2 separate regions of the Homo sapiens genome follow, and region 2 is linked to region 1. Evidence: chromatin loops called from intact Hi-C (ENCODE). Cell type or tissue: heart right ventricle. All regions are shown on one strand. Each heading gives the region's core, and the rest is flanking DNA. Links, peaks and the distances in the headings are about the cores only.

Region 1 (5,382 bases), core at 68-5,067:
TTTTTGTATTTTTTTTTTTTAGTAGAGGTGGGGTTTCATTATGTTGGCCAGGCTGGCTTCGAACTCCTGACCTCAAGTGATCTGCCGGCCTAGGCCTCCCACAGTGCTGGGGTTACAGGCGTGAGCCATCACACCCAGCCTTATCAGTGACTTTTAACCATTTATTCATTTAGGTGACTGGGGATGGGTCTAAGCCTGGGCATAAGGAAGGGCTAGACCGGCAGCTGGGTCCATCATGCCCAGCCACCTGGCAGCCTGGCCACCCTTCTGCTGAGGCTTTTTAAAGAATCCAGGCCAACTGTCATAAAAAATGCTCCAATTTCTGGCTTCTCAGATTGTTTCCTTATTTCTGGCAATAATACAATCACCAGAGGTGATGTTGTGTAGTTCTTACTACATAAGTCAGGGAGTATCTGATGTCAGCTTGATGATGCTAAGTTTAATCACTTGGTTAAGGTGGTGAATGACAAATCTTCATATAGTAAAATTATTTCCCCTTTGTTAGCAGAAAGAAATCTGTGTTGTGATACTTTGAGACTGTGTGAATATCCTCTTCTTACAATAACGTTTCACCTAATAGTCTTGGCATCCTTGCCTGAACCAAATTATTACATTGGGGGTATGCGTAAAGGTGATTTTCTTTATTTTAATTTCATTTCATTTTTAAGAGACAGCGTTTCACTTTGTTGCCCAGGCTGGAGTGCAGTGGCGCAATCACAGCTCACTGCAACCTCAAGCTCCTGGGCTCAAGCGATCCTCCTGCCTCAGCCTCCCAAAGTGCTGGGATTACAGGCGTAAGCCACTGTGTTTGACCTAGCGTTTGCTTTTTTTTTTTTTTCCAATACATCCTTTTTGGTTCCACCTTTTTGAGCATATAAAACATTTACCCAGTTTAAAAGCCAACAGAATATGAAGTTGTGTTCTCAGAGAAGCCTCACTCCCATTGATTCCCTCCACTCCAAGAATTTATTTTGGATTGTGAATGCTTGTGGTTAAATTTCTTGGTGTCTCTGAGCTGTGATCTCCCAAGTGAGGATAATCATAGCAACTATCTCACAGGGTGGCTGGAAGTGTTCAATGAGCTAAAGTTCTTAGCATGGTGAGGCACCTAGCAAACATTCCTTAGATCCATAGAGGTCATCAGTTTTTTGTTTTTTTTTTTTTAAACTATCCATCCTCTACAAAACCCTGATCCCACTTATTAAAAAAGGGCTTTAAGATCCCAATTCCGGCCGGGCGCGGTGGCTCATGCCTGTAATCTCAGCACCTTGGGAGGCCAAGGCGGGCGGATCACGAGGTCAGGAGATCGAGACCATCGTGGCTAACACGGTGAAACCCCGTCTCTACGAAAAATACGAAAACAAAAAATTAGCCGGGCGTAGTAGCGGGCGCCTGTAGTCTCAGCTACTTGGGAGGCTGAGGCAGGAGAGTGGCGTGAACCCGGGAGGCGGAGCTTGCAGTGAGCCGAGATCGCACCACTGCACTCCAGCCTGGGCGACAGAGCGAGACTCCGTCTCAAAAAACAAACAAACAACCCCCCCCCCAAAAAAAAACCAATTTCCCCTTGTCAACTCAAATAAATCCTATTTATCCTTGAAAATTCAGCTCAAACCTCACATCCTCTCTGGATCCTAAGTCTTTGCTGTCTCTTCAGAGAGAGGCAGTCATACTGTGACATGTCTTCCTACAGGTGATGGCAACACTGGTTAAGAAAATGGGGGCTCAAAACCTGGGTCCATCCAACACTAGCCTTGCCTCCATTTTCCCACCTGTACAAGGGGGATAACAGTAGTTGGGATAAGAGGTCAATGGGGCCGGGCACGGTGGCTCATGTCTGTAATCCCAGCACTTTGGGAGGCTGAGGCGGGCGGATCACCTGAGGTCAGGAGTTCCAGATCAGCTTGACCAAAATGGTGAAACCCCCTCTTTACTGAATACAAAAAATTAGCTGATCATGGTGGCGCACGCCTGTAATCCCAGCTACTTGGGGGGCTGAGGCAAGAGAATCGCTTGAACCTGGGAGGCAGAGGTTGCAGTGAGCTGAGATTGCACCACTGCACTCCAGCCTGGGCAACAGAGTGAGATTCCATCTCAGAAAAAAGGAGGTCAATGGGTTAATACTCAGAACGCACTTTGCACCTTGCTTAACACATAGAAATGTCTCAATAAATTATCTATTGTTGTCATCATGCTATTATTTTAATTCAACTTAAAGAAATATTTAAAGTTTTTCCGAAGTGTGAGATGGGAAATCCTGGTGACTTGAATAGCTCTGTCTCTCTTTTCTGTAGGGTAACTCTGTCTTCAGCGTGTGTGGTAGCCAAAGTTGAACTGGATTTGTTTACAGACCAGACTAGTATTTCCTTGGGGACAGGGACTGTGTCCTGTCATCTCTGATCTCTGATCTGAGCTGGCATCAGTTAATATATGCTCCTTCAGTGGGGAAAATCCCCAAGGCAACATGAGTAGGCTGGAATTCACCACAATAGGGCAGAAGATCATCTCTTATATCATGTTTCCATAAATGTTACATATTTTTAATTAGACGTCTACTACCTATGCTCACTGAGAACCAGGTAACAAACAAGATCAAGTTAAATCCTCAGCCTTGCCAAAGAGGTTGTTACCTCCTGGTTACTTTGCAGAAATGCGGGTTATAATGCAAAATGGCCACGCGGTGGCAGCAGAGGAGAAGGAATGAATTGTTTTGCTCCCATTATGGACGCTGTGCTACAGACTGCAGAGTAGGGGCCTGAGGGAGATACGTAGCACCATGTAAGAATAATGTTAGAGAATTTGTTTTTAGGAATGAGAACGGGAAAATGTTAAATACACACACTTTAAATAATGAGTAACAAAGCAAACAAAATGGTATTTGATGAAGACAACATATATACACTTGACTTTCAGATCATGGTCAACTAAGGGGGAGAAAAAAACAGACAGAAGAGAACAGGAAGGCAGGCGGCACCCACCAGCCCCAAGATGCTGCAAGGTGGGTGACTCGAGGAGACATAGCTTCTTAGTTAAGAGTACAATCTTTGTTTCAAATCCCAATCCCACCATTTGTTTCCAGTGACTTACTACCTGTGTCCCCTAGACCTGTCATAGTGAGAGTAAGGAAGCACTTTGTTTTTCAGTCTGTTGTTTTGTTTTGTTTTGTTTTTTGAAACAGGGTCTTGCTCTGTTGCCAAGACTGGAATGCAGTGGTGCAGCCATAGATCACTGCAGCCTCAAATTCCTGGTATTGTGGGATCTGGCCAGCAGCCTGCAGTGCAACGGGGCTCTCTCTTTGTTCCCAGGTGGATCGGCAGGTTGAGAAATGATAGACACACACAAGATAGTGAAAGCTGAGTCCAGGGGGGGTCACCGCCTTCTGGTCCCGTGGTGCCAACAATGCACTGGATATACCAGCATTTATTATTAAGTTTAGTGACAGCGGGGGTGGGTTAGTGAGGGATTTAGGGTCATTTGATTATGAGGTGAGATGGTCACATGGGGATGAAGTAATAACATTTGTATGTAGAAGTACAGTACATTTGTACGTAGAAGTACGGTATACAGAGATAAGAATTTACAATATAGTGCATGCATCAGTAATTTCTAACAGAGCCTTAAAACAGAAACACAATCTTTCCGTAACCTATGATTAGCAAGCTATTAATCAGTAGTAACAATTGCAACAAAAGCTGGTTACAAACAATCCATAGAAACAGGACGTGAAGCTAGAGAACCGGTTAGACCAGAAATTCTCAGAAGGGAGTATGCCCTAACCCTAAAGAGGCCTGGAAGAGCTGTGGCAAGATGAGGGCATTTATAGCCCTATCTTATCCATATGGACAGGCGCCCCCCCATGCATCCGTTTATAGGCTTTCCACAAGGGTTCCATTCCATTCCCAGAGCTATGAACATCTACTTTTCTGGGATAGGAATCTTGGTGATGTGAAACCTCCCTGACTGCACGTCCATTCATAGGTTCTCTGCAGGGGGAAGCACATCACGCGCTGTTGGCTCGTTCTGGCAGTCCAACCTGGCATTGTCTTTACACAATCCAGCATGCAATTTTGTATTTACAATAATCAGGAGCATTTCATCTTTTATTCTGTAGCAATAGTTTCAGGGGGTCTCCCTACATCCTGGGCTAAAGCAATCCTTCCACCTGGGACTCCCAAAGTACTGAGATTACAGGTGAGAGCCACCATGCCTGGCTTCTAAGCAGTTTATATTTATTTCTTAGATAATTCTCACCACTTCAGAGCTATATTATTTTCCTCATTTTTTAGTTAAATGATTTGCCCAAGGTCAACCAGTTAGTACATAGTAAAGTTAGAACTTAAACCTAGGAACTCAGAGCTCAGAACTCAGAATTTTACCACTGTCTGGGAAGCCTTACCCATGAACAGGCAATAATAATGTTTATCAAAAGAGGCTCTTGGAAACAGTTGAAGGGTGCCTGCCCCATAGTTGGTGTTATGGACTGAACCGTCCCCAACCTAGCCCAAATTCCCAAACCCCCAAAGTGACTGTATTTGGAGATAGGGCCACTGAAGGAGGTAACTAAGGTTAAATGAGTCATAAGGGTGGGGACCAAATCCAGTAAGACCACTGTCTTTAAAAGAAGAGACACCAGAGCTCCCTTGCTCTCTGCATGTGCACAGAGCAGATACATGCTAGGATGCAGCTAGAAGGCAGCTGTCTACAAGTTAGGAAGAGATCCCTCACCAGAAACCAACCCTTATGGCACCATGGTGTTGGTGGACCTCCAGCCTCAAGAACTGTGACAAGATATATTTCTATCATTACTCAGTTTGTGGTATTTTTTTAGGGCAGCTGAGCAGACTACTGTAGTTGGTGGTCAGGAAATGCAGCTCTTACTCTGTGGCTTTGTCTTTGATGTAGCTCTCCCTCTACTCCCAAGGCCTCAGTTCCTTGTCATCATCTTGGTACGCCAAAGAGTTCTCTACCTGCCTGGAAGCACCTCCAGCCCATCCAGCCTTTCCTTATCCCATTTCCTTTTTAAAAAACAATTTTGGCTGGGTGCGGCGGCTCATGCCTGTAATCCCAGCATTTTGGGAGGCCAAGGCCGGTGGATCACCTGAGGTCAGGAGTTTGAGATCAGACTGACCAACATGGTGAAACTCTGTCTCTACTAAAAATACAAACAATTTAGCTGGGCGTGGTGGTGGGCACCTGTAATCCCAGCTACTTGAGAGGCTGAGGCAGGAGAATCACTTGAACCCGGGAGGCGGAAGTTGCAGTGAGCCGAGGTTGCGCCATTGCACTCCAGCCTGGGCAACAAGAGTGAAACTCCATCTCAAAAAAAAAAAAAAAAATGCATTTCCCATGAGCATGTCACATGATTCTCATGCATGATGAGTGGTC
Region 2 (5,382 bases), core at 295-5,294, 54 kb before region 1:
GCGGGGGGCTGATCCCCCCACCTCCCTCCCGGACGGGGTGGCTGCCGGGCGGAGACGCTCCTCACTTCTCAGATGGGCCGGCTGCCGGGCGGAGGGGCTCCTCACTTCTCAGACGGGGCGGTTGCCGGGCGGAGGGTCTCCTCCCTTCTCAGACGGGGCGGCTGGGCAGAGACGCTCCTCACCTCCCAGACGGGGTCGCGGCCAGGCAGAGGCGCTCCTCACATCCCAGACGGGGCGGTGGGGCAAAGGCGCTCCCCACATCTCAGACAATGGGTGGCCGGGCAGAGACGCTCCTCACTTCCTAGATGGGATGGCGGCCGGGCAGACGCTTCTCACTTTCCAGACTGGGCAGCCAGGCAGAGGGGCTCCTCACGTCCCAGACGATAGGCGGCCAGGCAGAGACGCTCCTCACTTCCCAGACGGGGTGGCGGCCGGGCATAGGCTGCAATCTCAGCACTTTGGGAGGCCAAGGCAGGTGGCTGGGAGGTGGAGGTTGTAGCGAGCTGAGATCACACCACTGCACTCCAGCCTGGGCACCACTGAGCACTGAGTGAACCAGACATCGTCTGCAATCCCGGCACCTCCGGAGGCCGAGGCTGGCGGATCACTCGCGGCTAGGAGCTGGAGACCAGCCCAGCCAACACAGTGAAACCCCGTCTTCACCAAAAAAATAAGAAAACCAGTCAGGCGTGGCGGCGCGCGCCTGCAATCGCAGGCACTCCGCAGGCTGAGGCAGGAGAATCAGGCAGGGAGGTTGCAGTGAGCCGAGATGGCAGCAGTACAGTCCAGCTTCGGCTCGGCATCAGAGGGAGACCGTGGAAAGAGAGGGAGAGGGAGACCGTGGGGAGAGGGAGACCGTGGGGAGAGGGAGGGGGGAGGGGGAGGGGGAGAGGGAGACATTTTCTTAAATGGAATCCAAAATCAAATTGCCAGTCCTTTTGTGTATTAGAGTATTATATCCAATGATCACCATAAATAAAACTCAAAACTTAGTATCAGAAAAATCTTTCATACAAATGTTTTTAACTTTAGGTATAAACTATTCTGAGAACTATAATACAGAATTTCTATTTTTGTGTAATGTTTGTTTAAGAATGAGTTTTTTAAATTATTTTTTTAAATTATATAATCCTTTTACAGTTTGGTAACAACAGAAAATGGCTTCAGCTCTTGCATACCTTTTCTCTTTACTCTGTGTTCTCAACCAAATTTGTTGCCAGTTCCTGTCATTTTTACATAACATCCCTTATATTCTAGTTATACAAAATTTTCAAATGGTCTCTTTCCACTCCCTCAAAAGGTTTTTTTGAATACATTCTTGGACAAAGTGGCATGAGGGGAAAAAAAAATACATATAAACTCGGCTTGCTATATTAATTACATGTATATTATATGTGAATGGCATATATATTTTCATGTGGCATCTGTTGCAGTAGAATTTGATATAGACTGTATTTGATTATTTAGCTGAAGAAACTTTTTGTCAAAACTGTTTCCTCCTTTTTCAATCTATTCCCATTGCCCATTGCCATTTTTTGTCTTGAGTAAGATTTAGTGAAATATTCACCAATCTGTTGATTGTTTTTGAAACAGGTATCGATTAAGGAACAAAAAGATCAATGCCACTGTAAGAACGTTTCCTCTTCTAAATAAAGTTGGTGTAAACAACACTGTCACAACCACAGCCGGAAATGTCATTTCTGTCATAGGAAGTACTGAAACAACAGGGAAAATTGTTCCAAGTACAAACGGAATTTCAAATGCAGAAAACAGTGTTTCCCAGCTAATCTCACGTAGTACTGACAGTACCTTAAGAGCTCTGGAGACCGTGAAGAAAGTGGGAAAGGTTGGCGCTAATGGTCAGAATGCTGCTGGGCCCTCTGCAGATTCTGTAACTGAAAAGTAGGTATTAGGTAAAAATGATTACTGGAAATTCTTTTTCCTTTTTAGAAATGCCTGAGTGTTTTTATTTCTGCTGATGAATACCGGTTAATCAGAATTTTTATGCAGAATATTTTGTGATGTAGAAGAAACACTAAATACTAAAAAATTTGAGTTCTAGTTTGGTTCTGCAACTGAATAGCCCTGTGAACTTGGAAAGTGGGAAAGTGACTTTAACTCTGAGTTTTGTTTTCCTCAACTCTCCCAAAGAGACTGGACCAGAATTGTTTTTTTTTCACACCTTATTTTCTTGAACTGTAGTGTTGATTCCATAGAGGTGCCAGAAAAGAACTAAATAGAAACCTAAGCAGGTAAAATGCTGAGCCTCTAGCTCTGTTTCAGTCAGAGCGCTTTCACTTTATACTCTGTAATGAGGTGTAGCACTTGGCCGGGTGCAGTGGTTCACACCTGTAATCCCAGCACTTTTGGAGGCTGAGGCATGCAGATCATGAGGTCTGGAGATCGAGACCATCCTGGCTGACATGGTGAAACCCCATCTCTACTAAAAATACAAAAAAAAAATTAGCCGGGCATGGTGGCGGGCATATGTAGTCCCAGCTACTCAGGAGGCTGAGGTAGGAGAATGGCATGAACCCAGGAGGCGGAGCTTGCAGTGAACCCAGATCGTGCTACTGCAATCCAGCCTGGGCAACAGAGTGAGACACTGTCTCAAAAAAAAAAAAAGGAGGGGACTCTTTGGAGCCACACTCTCTGGGCTTTCAAGTTCTGGCTCATGGTTTCCCAGCTGTTTGATCTTAGGCCAGTTACTTAATCTGTCTACCTTAGTTTACTCCTTCATAAAACTAGAATTATAATGGTGTCAACTTCATATGTTGGTTGCGAGGATTAAGTGAATTAATACTCCAGTATGCCTTGAACAATGCCTACCAGATAGTAAGCACTCAGTAAATATTTGCTTTATTATTATTATCACCATTAATTGTTACTGAGTGTCAGCATAAGATTTCCTTTGTCAGAGGGTTTTGGTGCCTTTAGAAAAAGGTTTTTAAATTTTCAGATTATCTGAAAAGTTGTTTCCAACTCTAAAATCTTGAGTAAGATTTAGATTGATGAATATTTTAATATTCATCAATATGTTGATGTTCAGATTTTGTTGCCTATAAATAGTCTATCAGTATCTGTTATATGCCTGCTAGGAAAAAAGCATTGTGCTAGGCACATAGCAATCAATGATGGATAGATAAGCAGTAACATTTGCTACTTCTGCAGTCAGCACATGATGGGGGAGATTGTTTATTAAAGGACTTTTACAGGCTGGGCACGGTGGCTCAGGCCTGTAATCCCAACACTTTGGGAGGCCGAGGTGGGCAGATCACCTGAGGTTGGGCGTTCAAGACCAGCCTGACCAACATGGAGAAACCCCGTCTCTACTAAAAATACAAAATTAGCCAGGCATGGTGGCGCATGCCTGTAATCCCAGCTACCTGGGAAGGCTGAGGCAGGAGAATCGCTTGAACCTGGGAGGTGGAGGTTGCAGTGAGCCAAGATCGCACCGTTGTACGCCAGCCTGGGCAACAAGAGTGAGACTCCATCTCAAAAAAAAAAAGGACTTTTACAATCTTCCCTGGGCAAGATTTTAGAAAAGATATATTTGAGAACATGGTCTAGTTAACAAATGTTATTTATGCACTCAATCTTGTAGCTGTTTTTGGCACATGAATACAAGATACTTTGCTTTTAAGGGATTTATGATATAGTTGTGGAGACAGCATTTACACATATGAAACAGTACTGAAGTTGGATTAAAGGACAGGAAAATTTTATATTGCTGGGAGAAATATGGGAAATTACAGAAAAAAAACAACATAACATGGATTAAATCTATCTGTAATTATATGGAATATTGAGGAGACCAGTCTTTTAGATCTGAAGGCTTATATTAGGGACTGGTATAAAATAAGGTTAGATAGGTTGGTGCCAGATTATGGAGACCTTATGTATACATGTTTAGGAAATAAGCTTTTGAAGATTTTTGGCAAGAAAATTTTGTAAAACTGTTTTATATCCATACAATGGAAAATTCAGCCATAAAAAAGGAATGAAGTACTATTATGTGCTACAATATGGATGAACCTTTAAACATTGTGCTAAATGAAAGAAGCCAGATACAAAAGGTCACATTTATGTTAAATGTCCAGAATAGGCAAATTCATAGAGACAGGAAGTAGATTAATGGTTTCTAGGGGTTTAGGGCTGGGACAGGAATGGGGAATGAATGCTAATGGGTACAGGTTTCTCTTGGGGATGATGAAAATGTTTCAGAATTAGTGGTGATAATTGGACAGCCTTGTGAATATACTAAAAATTACTGAATTGTACACCCTAAAATAATGAACTGTATCTCAATTTTTTAACAAAATAGACTAGGGTAAAAACTTTTTTTTTTTTTTTTTTTTTGAGATGGAGTCTCTCTGTCACCCAGGTGGAGTGCAATGGTGCGATTTCGGCTCACTGCAACCTCCACCTGCCAGGTTCAAGCAATTCTCCTGCCTCAGCCTCCTAAGTAGCTGGGATTACAGGCACCTGCCACCATGCCCGGCTAATTTTTGTATTTTTAGTAGAGACGGGGTTTCGCCATGTTGGCCAGACTGGTCTAGAACTCCTGACCGCAAGTGATCTGCCCGCCTTGGCCTCCCAAAAGGCTGGGATTACAGGTGTGAGCCACTGTGCCCAGCTGGTAAAGACTTTTAAAAAATAAATCTAAATTTTTATTGGAACACAGTTGTTCCAGTTGTTATTGGAACACAGGAAAAAGAATAATTCTATGAGAGGTATTGTGGATGGCTTCTTAGAGGTGAAGTGATGATACCTGAGCTATTTCCAAAAGTATGGATAGCAAGGAAGGAAGGGCCTTGTGGATGGAGAAGGCAGCACAGGCAAAATGAATAAGGTGTGAGAGAAGCTGCCATGGAGGAGAGCCTAGAATCCTGAAAGTCATCTAGGATAGTGATCTCATGCTCACTAGGATGTGACTGAAGATTAGCTTTTTCTATAAGTTCCAATTTTTGAGATAGCTTGCATGATTTCATGAGGTGATAAATGTTGACCTTATCATGGATCTTGTTGCCTTGAAGATTAGCTTTTTCTATAAGTTCCAATTTTTGAGATAGCTTGCATGATTTCATGAGGCAATAAATGTTGACCTTATCATGGATCTTGTTGCCTTTTTGTTGATAAGTCTATGAGTTTACCATTTCAAAGTACTAATCCAAATTTTAGGTATATAACATTTTGACATGGAGGGACCAGATAATTTATGTAAAGCACAGTGCCTGGAATAGACTCAAATAACCACTTGATAAATATTAGTTATTGTTTTAAGGAAATCCTAATCATTTTCCTTGTTGTCTCTATTTTACTTTATGTAAAGAATAAGCACAGTCCTAAAATATCTTTATACTCTAAACCCTTACGTTTGTA

The links. Hi-C counts contacts between places; a loop is a spot of excess contacts. Peaks named below come from ENCODE experiments on the same cell type or tissue, not always from the same donor. Only the 100,000 strongest peaks of a DNase experiment are listed, where the experiment ranks them.
Region 2: a loop joins it to region 1, with 2.5 times the contacts of the local background. A loop is called at or near these places in 1 of 110 quality-filtered maps.

The regions. Positions count from the first base shown.
Region 1 is chr9:122,807,809-122,813,190 of GRCh38, reverse strand. No RefSeq gene overlaps it. Among named protein-coding and RNA genes, the nearest start is that of OR1K1, 10 kb to the right of the region's middle. RefSeq lists a silencer at 2,611-2,780. In heart right ventricle, for the core only: a CTCF peak has its summit at 2,669 (motif pointing right); a DNase peak (open chromatin) is centred at 2,680.
Region 2 is chr9:122,861,869-122,867,250 of GRCh38, reverse strand. RC3H2 (ring finger and CCCH-type domains 2) reads left to right here. Exons shown (of 21, transcript NM_001100588.3): 10 at 1,594-1,902. Among named protein-coding and RNA genes, the nearest start is that of SNORD90, 16 kb to the left of the region's middle. In heart right ventricle, for the core only: no CTCF peak of the experiment used is centred there; no DNase peak of the experiment used is centred there; H3K4me3 peaks cover 737 bases; H3K27ac peaks cover 2,303 bases.